Linked DNA regions of Homo sapiens: region 2 is linked to region 1. Evidence: chromatin loops called from intact Hi-C (ENCODE). Cell type or tissue: gastrocnemius medialis. All regions are shown on one strand. Each heading gives the region's core, and the rest is flanking DNA. Links, peaks and the distances in the headings are about the cores only. Region 1 has its middle 140 kb from the start of C1orf21-DT. Region 2 overlaps EDEM3 (ER degradation enhancing alpha-mannosidase like protein 3).

The links. Peaks named below come from ENCODE experiments on the same cell type or tissue, not always from the same donor. Only the 100,000 strongest peaks of a DNase experiment are listed, where the experiment ranks them.
Region 2: it touches region 1 in a loop (5-fold over the local background); 4 of 110 quality-filtered maps call a loop at or near these places.

Annotation. Positions count from the first base shown.
Region 1 is chr1:184,239,546-184,244,934 of GRCh38, reverse strand. No RefSeq gene overlaps it. Among named protein-coding and RNA genes, the nearest start is that of C1orf21-DT, 140 kb to the left of the region's middle. In gastrocnemius medialis, for the core only: a CTCF peak has its summit at 2,307; no DNase peak of the experiment used is centred there; H3K27ac peaks cover 520 bases.
Region 2 is chr1:184,689,998-184,695,345 of GRCh38, reverse strand. It overlaps EDEM3 (ER degradation enhancing alpha-mannosidase like protein 3), which reads left to right. Exons shown (of 20, transcript NM_025191.4): 20 at 874-5,109. The coding sequence ends at 1,283. Among named protein-coding and RNA genes, the nearest start is that of EDEM3, 62 kb to the left of the region's middle. In gastrocnemius medialis, for the core only: a CTCF peak has its summit at 3,439 (motif pointing right); no DNase peak of the experiment used is centred there.

The DNA of each region.
Region 1 (5,389 bases), core at 174-5,173:
TCTCATTTGCTTCAGCTGATCAACACCCCCCACTGCCTAGCCATGGTCATTGATTTAGCGATGGCTATGTGGCCTTTTCTGAAATGGTTGACAAGAAAAATATCTCTCCTGGATGGTTTGCTTTGTGGATGTAAAGCTTGAAGCAGTTCAGCCACATTGACACGATGGGGATGACAGCCTTAGGATGAAAGGCAGAAAAATCTGCTCATTGCGGACAACATTGAGCCACTGGATCAACCTTCTCTGAAGTTCAAACAACTCCTGAACTTATCAAATCTGACCTCATCATTAAGTAGCTAGAAACTGATAACAATGTTGTTGTAGCCCAGAAGGTATTACTAGCATAGTTAACAATGCAAATTTTACTCCCTTATTAGAAAATAAGCTCTGACCACATTATTTGGCACATAGGAAATGCTCAATTAAAATATCATATGCCTATAATCCCAGCACTTTGGGAGGCTGAGGTGGATGGATCACCTAAGGTCAGGAGTTCAAGACCAGCCTGGCCAACATGGGGAAAACCTGTCTCTACTAAAAATACAAAAATTAGCCAGGCTTGGTGGCATGCGCCTATAATCCCAGCTACTCTGGAGGCAGAAGCAGGAGAATTGCTTGAACACAGGAGGCAGAGGTTGCAGTGAGCCAAGACAGCGCCACTGCACTCCAGCCTGGGTGACAGAGCAAGACTCTATCTCAAATAATAATAATAATAAAAGTTTAAAAATGGAGGGAAAAGGCCAGGTGCAGTGGCTCTCGCCTGTAATCCCAGCAGTTTGGGAGGCCAAGGCGGGTGGATCACGAGGTCAGGAGATCAAGACCATCCTGGCTAACATGGTGAAACCCCGTCTCTACTAAAAATACAAAAAATTAGCCAGGTATAGTGGTGGGTGCCTGTAATCCCAGCTACTCAGGAGGCTGAGGCAGGAGAATGGCGTGAATGTGGGAGGCAGAGCTTGCAGTGAGCCGAGATCTTGCCACTGCACTCCAACCTGGGTGACAGAGTGAGACTCCGTCTCAAAAAAAAAAAAAAAAGGAAGAAAAAATCTCATTCCACTCAAGACATATTATTGCTAAAAAGAACCAAAGCTAGAAGCAAAGGTAAAATATCACGTTTGTATTAGCAGAGTGGTGATGCCGGGGAGGGAGGGCAGGGGGTGGCAATTACTGCCTTGAGAGTTAAGGAGGAGTTGAAAGAAAAACTTATTTGGAGTATGTTTTCTCCCAATCACTCTTTGTGGCCAGAGATAAAAAACCTGAGAAGATAGGAACAGTTATCAGTAAACGGGTTTTCTCACATTTTCTCATCTACTCTTTCAAATTCTATTTCTGACAGCCAGAGGCACACAAGAGGGGCAAGCTAGTATACTTCTCTTCCTACTTTTTTTTTTTAGGACAGAGGAAACTACCTAATAGAGAAAAGAAATTAGATAGGGTCATATTAGAGCTCACGTCTGATACTGACTCATCTAAGAAACCATCGTGGCCCCAAAAAGCCTCCTACTATTGGTAACTGCCTTCCCTTTTGCAAAATGGGGTCAATAAACTAATATAGTCTTGCTGAGATGTTTGTAAAATCTGAAAATATAAATTATTTGAGAAATATTCAGGTACTGGTTGGAGAAAGAAAAAATTATACCCTAGAAGGAATAAAAACTGCGGTTTCCTTGGTCTCATTTCTAGGACTTGTGTGCAAGGCTAATGTATAAGTTGTCAGTGACACCCAGGAGCCCATTGCTAATGATCCTAAACAAATTTTAGAAATCAAACAAGGCATCATTCTGGCTAATAAAGGAGGTCATAAAATGAATACACCAATTTTCAAGCTACCATTGTGTGTCAGGAAGATTTTTCTTTATGGGGTGAGCACATTAACTTTTATGGTGGTTGATTTCCTTCTGAGAGTAGTAGTGTATCCCATTTAGCAAGACTTTGTGTAGCCTCAAGATGTGTGTGTTGTGTTACTGGAAGATAGAGAGTTAATAAATATGATACAAATTAGAAAGAGTGGCTCATCTGTGGGGAGAAATAAATGAGATGAACAGGGTGATTAAGAAAGGAAGTAGCTTATTCAGTGACTCTGTACTATGGTAAGATCCTCTAGAGCTAGAAGGAGGCCTGGATGTAAGCAGCCGGAAGGCCAGAGATTAGCCACAAAGTAAATACAAGGAAGAATAAATGAAATGAATGAGGTGATTAAGAAAGAAAGTAGCTTATTCAGTGACTCTGTACTGTGTAAGATCCTCTAGAGCTAGAAGGAAGCCTGGTTGTAAACAGCAGGAAGGCCAGAGATTAGCCACAAAGTAAGTATCTGGTGACCTCTAGGGCTTAGCCGGGGAGAACAAGGGTCAAGCTTATCATGGAAGTAATTAATCAAAGGCCAGTTACTATATGCACAAAGTGTGTAAAGAGGCAAATGAGAGGATCTCTGCACTCCAGAGACTTATAATCTATTAGGGAGACAGATATGCACATAGAAAGATGATATTTCATACTCAATATTGGCAATTAAAGGCTAATGGAGTTATAGTCCTGATGTTGCAGGAGCTCAGAGGATTGCTCTGGGCTTGGGTATCTGGGGAAGGAGAAAGGCTATGGTTTTGAGCTAGACTTTACAGAGATAGTGCTAAAAGGTTGGGTGGGTGAGAATGTGTGCAAAAGGAAGTCAGAGAGATAGAGGGAAAAGACAGGAGAGATGGTGCCCTGTGGATTCTGGGACATCTATGGACTCCCTGCATATTCACAAATTGTTCCTTCATTTCTTCCTTTTAAACAACTATATTTTATGTAAGGGAAGATAAGTTCAATGAACAAAAAGAAGACAAAATGTTAAGGAGGCCTTCTAAAAATACTTAACAAGAACAATTCTATTGTGTTGGCTTTCTATGACTTCTATAATTATACTTGCTACCTCAATGCAAGAGATAGGAAAGAAAGAAAAAGTAGCTCTGACTATGACAGTAGCCCTTAGTTGACTAAAATGTGGCAGCAGTCATTCCTGAGAACTTAAGAATAGCAGTAACATCATTATCTGAGATTTGAATTCACTTCAGGCACAATAGAAAATATATTTTTTTAATTTTCTGGACATCTTAGGAGGATATTTTAGATCAGAAATCATGTTGAGGAATTAGACATTAAGCCCCAGGACAAAGCCATTCACATGTCAATCTTTGTTGTCATCTGTCCTATTGCCAACACAGGCCTCAACATTATCAAGCGGACAGAGGGAAAGAATGATAATGTGGAAATGATGACTATATTTTCTGGAAGTGTTAAAGATTGCAGAGATCTTTCCTGGAATTGCTGAATGGTTTCTATCTCCTTAATGAGCAACACCTTTTTAGGAAGGCAGTAGTTGATGTCATCTGGACTGTCGAGTCCTATTAAAGATGAGATCAGTATCAACTCAACTCCTTTTAAGGTAAAATCTTCTCAGCCCTTGGAAAGTTCAAGCCCAGTGTACAAAGCTTAAGTCATGATCTTATCCTTTTTATTTCTTCCTTCACCTACAGACCAGCCTCTGCCAACCTTCCTTCTTGGAGAATGGCATCACCATCCATCCCACGACCTAAGCCCCAAACCCAGACTCCTGTCTCTGCTGCCCACCCTGATCCCTGCTTGTCTCATGTCTACTCCCTTAGCATTTCCGCAGTCTGCCTCTTCCATCCATCTCCACTGCTGCTGCCCCTGGTCAAACCCTAACCATTGCTCAACTGGAATAGCATAACAGTCTCCCAACTGGCCTCCCTTGCTCTCCTGCAATGATTCTCCATCACAAACCAGGAGTTATCCCTCAAAAACACAATTCTGTTCATGGTACCCCGCTAACAAATCTTTCACTGCTTCTAGGATAGGGTTCCCACCATTCAGCTGGCATGGAAGAGTATTCACGATCTGGCCCTAGCCTACCTCACGAACCTTACCTCTTTCCACATCATCCATTTTCTATGCCCCACAGTCCAATCGGGCCAAATTATTTTCATGATCTCTGGACACATCCCACTTCTTCCTTCTTCATATCTTTGTTCAGGCTGCTCTTTCTGTCTGGAATGTTCTTGGTGACTGTGTCTACCTGACCAACAAAGCTTGTCTTTGAAGACTCAGCTCAAGAGTTTTCTATGAAGTCTTTCCAAGCTGCTACTGTAAGTAAGAAGAATCTTTTATTTTATTTTTTTTAAGAGACGGCATCTAATTTTGTTGCCCAAGCTGGAGTGCAGTGGTGTGAGCATAGTTCACTGCAGCCTCAAACTCTTAGGCTCAACTGATCCTCCCACCTCAGCCTCCCAAGTAGCTACAGGCACGTGCCACCAAGCCTGGCTAGTTTTATTTATTTATTTATTTTTATAGATACAGGGTCTCAATATGTTGCCCAGGTTGGTCTCAAACTCCTAGTTTCAGGTGATTCTCCCACCTTGGCCTCCCAATGTGCTGGGATTACAGGCATGAGCCACCGCACCCAACCAGAAGAATCATTTCTCATTTAGTGCTGCCCTCACATCTGTACAATCTTCTGGTATGATATATACGTATTGTGCTTTCTGGTTTACATGTCTGTCATTCCTTTTATGCTGAAGATGAGAGAAGATGCCACATTCATTCTTGTGTTGTATTTATATTTGTATTGCCAGTTGGTTCCATGTTAGGCTCTGCCAAAGGAAGTGCTAGAATGAGGCTGCAAGACTGGAGGAGAAAGAAGAGACATGCTTCTTTTTGGCTTCTGGTCTACCTCCCGTTCCTGTGAGCATCACTCTAGCAATGCTTCTTTGCCTTCCTGCATCAGCAGCTGAGTCAGGTCTGCAATGTCTCCAGCCCTTGCAGAACCAGCATCATTGTGCCCCCCAGACAGACACCAGCATGGGCCAGCACCCTCTCCTTAGAGCTGCTTCCTGCTGGTGCTACCTCCATGAAATGGCAGAGTTTTCTTATTATATTTTTAGTTACTTAGTTAACTATATCTAGCTAACTATTCTTTATATTATATTTACTCTGTTAAAATAATATTTTTGTGGTTTCCATCTTTTGCCTGAACCCTGACTGATACATTTGTTGAACCAAAGGGGAAATTCTTTAGCATGGGGATGTAAAATTCAGGTTTCTATGAAAACACAAATGGATTTTTAAAAATTCAACAAACACAGAGCCATCGCATAAAAACTTACTGATTTTTGTAATATTCACTGAATTTCACTGAATTTGTAATGTCTTAGGAGAGGTAATGTTATTCAGGATAACTTTATCCTCTAGATCTAAAATTTGAAATCTTTGCTTTAGAGAACCCCTGGCTAATTTATGTCAGTTACTTTCTGCAGGGCCTAGGCCAACTCTGTGTGACTAGTCCCACCCTGGATCAACCAAATCTTACGTCTCAGTCCAGTTCTTTTGTGAC
Region 2 (5,348 bases), core at 349-5,348, 450 kb before region 1:
GACTATAAGACCCATAAGGGCAGGTATAGCATTTGGTATTGCTCCTCATTTTATCCCTAGCACTATGCAAATGATGACTTGGAGGATATTTGCTGGCCAACTGCATCACAGAGGCAGAGACTGAACAGGATGTAGCATGTAGGCGTCGATGCTATTTAAGCACTTTCTTGTAGGAACCCTAAATAAAATGCCTCTACTGGTTTCACTGTATATTCATTATAAGAGGTTTAACTCACTCTTCAGCCTTCCAGTGGATTTTAAAATGACTATATCTTATAATTCATAGGCCTAAAATAATAGAATTTTATGAATAATCTCAGTTCTTGTCTTGTGAAAGTATTTCTGATCAGTCACATTAATACCCTTAGTCATTCAAAAAAATCTATGTTATCTGCTTCTTTATGACTTACTGAGTAGGAATTTCACTTTTCAAAGGAATATTATTTGAAAATATAGCAATGATATATGCTGTTTAAAATTGATTCTGTTTAATATGTTCTTATGCATAAGCTTTAGGTATCTAATACATTTTAGCCATACATTGCAAATCTCTATATATTTTAATATTATTATTGGTTAGCGTACTTCTTGGCTTACTAATGTCCACTGATGTCAGTCTTAGTTATTGTCATTCCTTCCAATTTGGAAGAACGTTTATTTTCTAACACTGACACATTTTGCACAGTGAATCTATAGGAAAATGTGACTGCATAAAGACAGTCTTCATTTCAGTGCTGATGCTCACCTTTCTGCATTAACATGAGTCTCTTTCACGTTTTATTTCATCTTGTTGCAAAAACCAATATGCTTTGGAAAGTGTAATAGTACATTTTTTTAGAGAAGTAGCATGAGGTTTGTTTCTTTCTCATACAGATCCTGAAATGGAAAATGAAGAACAACCATCCTCTGAAAATGATTCTCAGAATCAGAGTGGTGAACAGATTTCATCAAGTTCTCAGGAGGTTGATTTGGTTGATCAAGAGTCTTCTGAGGAAAATTCTCTAAATTCTCACCCAGAATCATTATCTCTAGCAGATATGGACAATGCTGCAAGCATTTCCCCTTCTGAACAGACTTCTAATCCCACAGAAAACCATGAGACTACAAATCTTAATGGTGAATGTACAGATTTAGATAACCAGCTTCAAGAACAATCAGAAACTGAGGAAGATTCCAATCCTAATGTTAGCTGGGGTAAAAAGGTCCAGCCTATAGACTCCATATTAGCAGACTGGAATGAAGATATAGAAGCATTTGAAATGATGGAGAAGGATGAGCTATGACTTGCTAAACAATCTGTTGGTAGGTATTTAAAAAGAAAAGGTAAACTGTGTGTGGTTAATAGACATCCTAATACTAAGCAGGCTTTCTAATGGGAGGCTTTAAGTATGGTGATGAACAACCACGTTCTGACTGGCGTAGTTATCGTAGGAATCTGGAGCATGCTGTGTTAGAATTGACCTTGTTTAAAACTGTCCCATCAAAAATGGAAATCCACAGTTCCCCCTTCAAATGCAGCACTGCACCACCCTGCAACACCTCAGGCCAGGGAAAGATTACTGAGCATTCCTGCGAACCAGATTTCTGTTGTCTCTGGATAGACAAGAAACAAAATTCATTTAGTAGTGGAGTGGGGAATAGGAGTTTGGATAGCCTTCTAATTAAAGGAAGCTCGCCTTTCTTGGTTTTGGGGGTTAGAGGCTCTTTTGGGAAGATGCATCCGAGTATTGTGGCATTCTGATTATGCTGCCTTCACAAAACACTCTAAGTGACCTAAGTGGTTATGAAGCAAATGCATTTATGGTGAAAACAGTCTTTGCTCATTGCTTTCTCTTGTTTCATTTAGTGACAAATGATCAAGATGACTTGATTTTTTTTCCTTCTTAACAATGTCTTTTTTATTTAAACCAAAGGTGAAGCCAGTGTACTTTCTCAGTGAGTTCTCTGCATAAAGACTAATCAGTGGGACCAGGTAAAAAGGTCATATAATACATTGTGGAGATTGCTTACTTAATACTTCTGAAAAATGGAGTAAGGGAGAAACTGTAATGTTGCAATATGAACCTCCCATTGGGCCTTCCATAGGGAAAGCTGTGACTACTCTGAAATGGAACCTAGCATTATATCCTTGTAGGGTAGATTATAAATCATTTCCAGTTCATTTCTCTTAGAGGTGATTACCTCTAGCCATCAGCCTTACTCCATCCCATGTTTGGTATGCAATTTGAGCCACAAGGCTCGTATCGCCAACAGCTATATACATTTTGTTCCATTTTTCTGTCTTACAGAGCCATGATAGAACTGTGGTTAGTGAGTTAAAATTCCTGGAGTAACTACTGTTTTTCTCCTTTGAAACTTAGGTTTCTAAAGTTGCACCTAAGGAATCTGTCACATTTTCTGTTGAATCATGGTTTTTGTTTTTGTTTTTAACAGATATTCCTTCTGATACGGACTTGAAAATTAGTGTATGGTGACCTGTGTTTAAAAAAAAAAGTACAATACAACTACATATAGCTATATAGCTTAATGAGACTTCCACCCCCCCCCTTTTTTTTTTTGGTTTGTTGTTGTTGTAGTAGTCTGGTGCTGGCCACATTTAAGTCTTAAAAATTTTTAAATTTTGTTGTTGATGTTTGTAGACAGCCCTGTTGTTGAAATCATGGCTTTATTCATTTTATTTATTTTTTAAACTTGCCTGAATTTGTTCTAAAGGAATATTTAAGAGACATAATTTTCTTCTCTTTACCATAACATTACACAAAACTTTTTCCTAAAACACGGTTGTGAGGTACTGATGAGGTGTAAGTGGAGCTGTTAAAAACAGCAGTGCTGTATTGCAGTTATGTATATTCGTGTACAGTATGTTTAGATCCCAGGTAAACATATTCTTTTCTGAGAGGATAAATACCTGCATTCAGATATTCCAGGTAAATATAATTGAGTCAGGGAGTAGTAAATCTGATGGAGAATTCACTTTGGGGAGGGGAAAAAGAATAGTATGCAAGACCCTTATTGGCTTTTAATTATACCTGAAACCAAAATGGATATTTTTAGTCTCTCTGCATGTGAGATTTGGTGTAACAAGATAGAACTATAATATATACAGTATATGGAAGGATAGATATAGTGCTTTGTTCATTTTAATTGCAAAGCTGCCAAAATAGTTGAAGCTTAATTACTTGACTTGCCTTGATTTATAGGACTGGGGCTTGGAGAAAATGAGCAGATGTTCCTCTAAGACATCGATTACAGAAGCCTTATATACATGGATTTGATTTTGTATTTGTAGCTGAAAGTCACTGTTGTCTAAAACTAACTTTTCTAAGTTATCAAAACAACCTAATTTCTTTTCCAACAAGGAGAACTTAATGGCATGAAGGATTGTGTGACACATTGGAAAAGCCAGCTTACTGCCACTCTCTTCCTTTGGCCATTAGAGGGAGGTGTTGCCTTTCATTGACGCTTAGAAGCAAATTGTTCACTTGTTAAGAAAAGTAAATCCTTAAAAAAAGAAAAGGAAAAAATTTAACCAATTTTTCTTAATACCCAGAAGGAATTATACTCAATATTTCCCTAGTTAAGAAAAGAGGAGATAATGTTCGTCTAAAAAACTCCAACGTTGTAATTACAACTCTACATTCATTTACTTACTTGACATACTGCCACAAAGTAGTTTTTGAGTTCATTAAAAATTCCAAAGGCATTAGTTGTTTTTTTTTTTTTTAGTGTTTTGTTTTTTAGTTAACTTTTATAGACATTTTAGTAACTTGCTAAAGATTCAGGGGATTCTATGAAACCCCGAATTTAGAAACATCTGGTCTACCTCAGTTAAATGTTGACTGCTTAGAAATATAGCTGAAGTGATCACCACAGCCATAAAATTGTTTAAGAAAGATTTATATAATGTTTACAAATCTGGAATCAAGGATTTTAGCTGAAATCCTTTAAGAGATATTAGAGCAAGTATTTAATTCAGGTATTTTCAAGTTTTAAAACTTAACCTGTTTACCTACTAAAAATAAAATAGCTAGTTTTTTTCTGCATATAAAAGTTCATTGAAATGATATGCCCTTATTTGCAATACTTTTCCCATAAAGTTTTAAGTGTGAAAGAATTGTAATTTACTAGATATGTTTGGTATGGGATATTTTGTTAGGCAAGTTTTCTTTTTTCTTCTTAAATTGCAATAGGCTTCCAAAAAGAGTATAATTGTTTCAGAACAAATTAACTCTTGGCATTATACGTCTCCCTTTTTCTTTACAGTATTAGTAAAAAGAAAAATTGTACACTTTCTGATTTTAACTTCACTAATGTAATTACTCTCTCAAGAAGCTTTTAAAATTTAAATTACCATCACACAACCTTTTTTATAGTAAAGCCAACATTTGTTCTCTCACCAAACCCCATGCCAAATTCATCATGAAGAAAGCTCAGCATAAGTAATTCAAATACTGCTTATAATTTTAGAGGGGGGTAGAATTTAGTAAATATTCCAGCCGGTCGTTTTATGCACAAGGCTTCAGTCAGAACATAGAAAAAAAAAACATTCTGTGAATGAAATATTGTATGTTCAGATTTTATAAAAGACATTTTTAAAAGCCCAATTTACAGCCGTATATTTTCTTATGATGTAATTTATGAAAAAGATGTCTGTACTAACAGGTGCTGTAACACTACTGTTGTTGGATTTTATTGTTTGGTGATAAATGTATACAATATTTCTAAGGGAAACTATGTACTGTGATGTAAAAGTCTGGGCAAAATGTATATAATCCTGTATATAATTATGTATTTGATTATAATTACTGATTGTAAAGATTTAATAAAATATGTAAATATTCCAGTTTAGTTTTAATTTGAATTTTTAGAATCACTGTGCATATCCTCATACTTTTATGTCTTGATGTTTATCACTCTGTTTTCCTTTTTTTTTTAAACTCATTTTATCCTCCGGGGATTGAATTCTGGGGACATTTTAGGCTGTAGAAACCCAAGCTTGTGGGCTAAAGTAAGGATTTTGTTCTAAGAAATCACTGAAAGTTTTTCAACAAGTCAGTAGCATGCACAAAGGTAATGCTAAGTGAATAAAACTCTAGAATTGTGTATAAATTATGATCCAGCGCTTGCTCACTCTCTCCATACACATATATACATACACATTATATATATATACACACACATATATATAATGACATTGACTCATTTATTCAACAAAGATTAAGGGCGTGCATGCCTTCTGTATGCCAGGCACTATTATAGGACCTGGGGTTGTAGTGGACAGATGGACAAAATGTGGTAAAGAAGATAGAAAATAAAGTAGTAAGTAAAAAGGACAATGAGTTTATGAA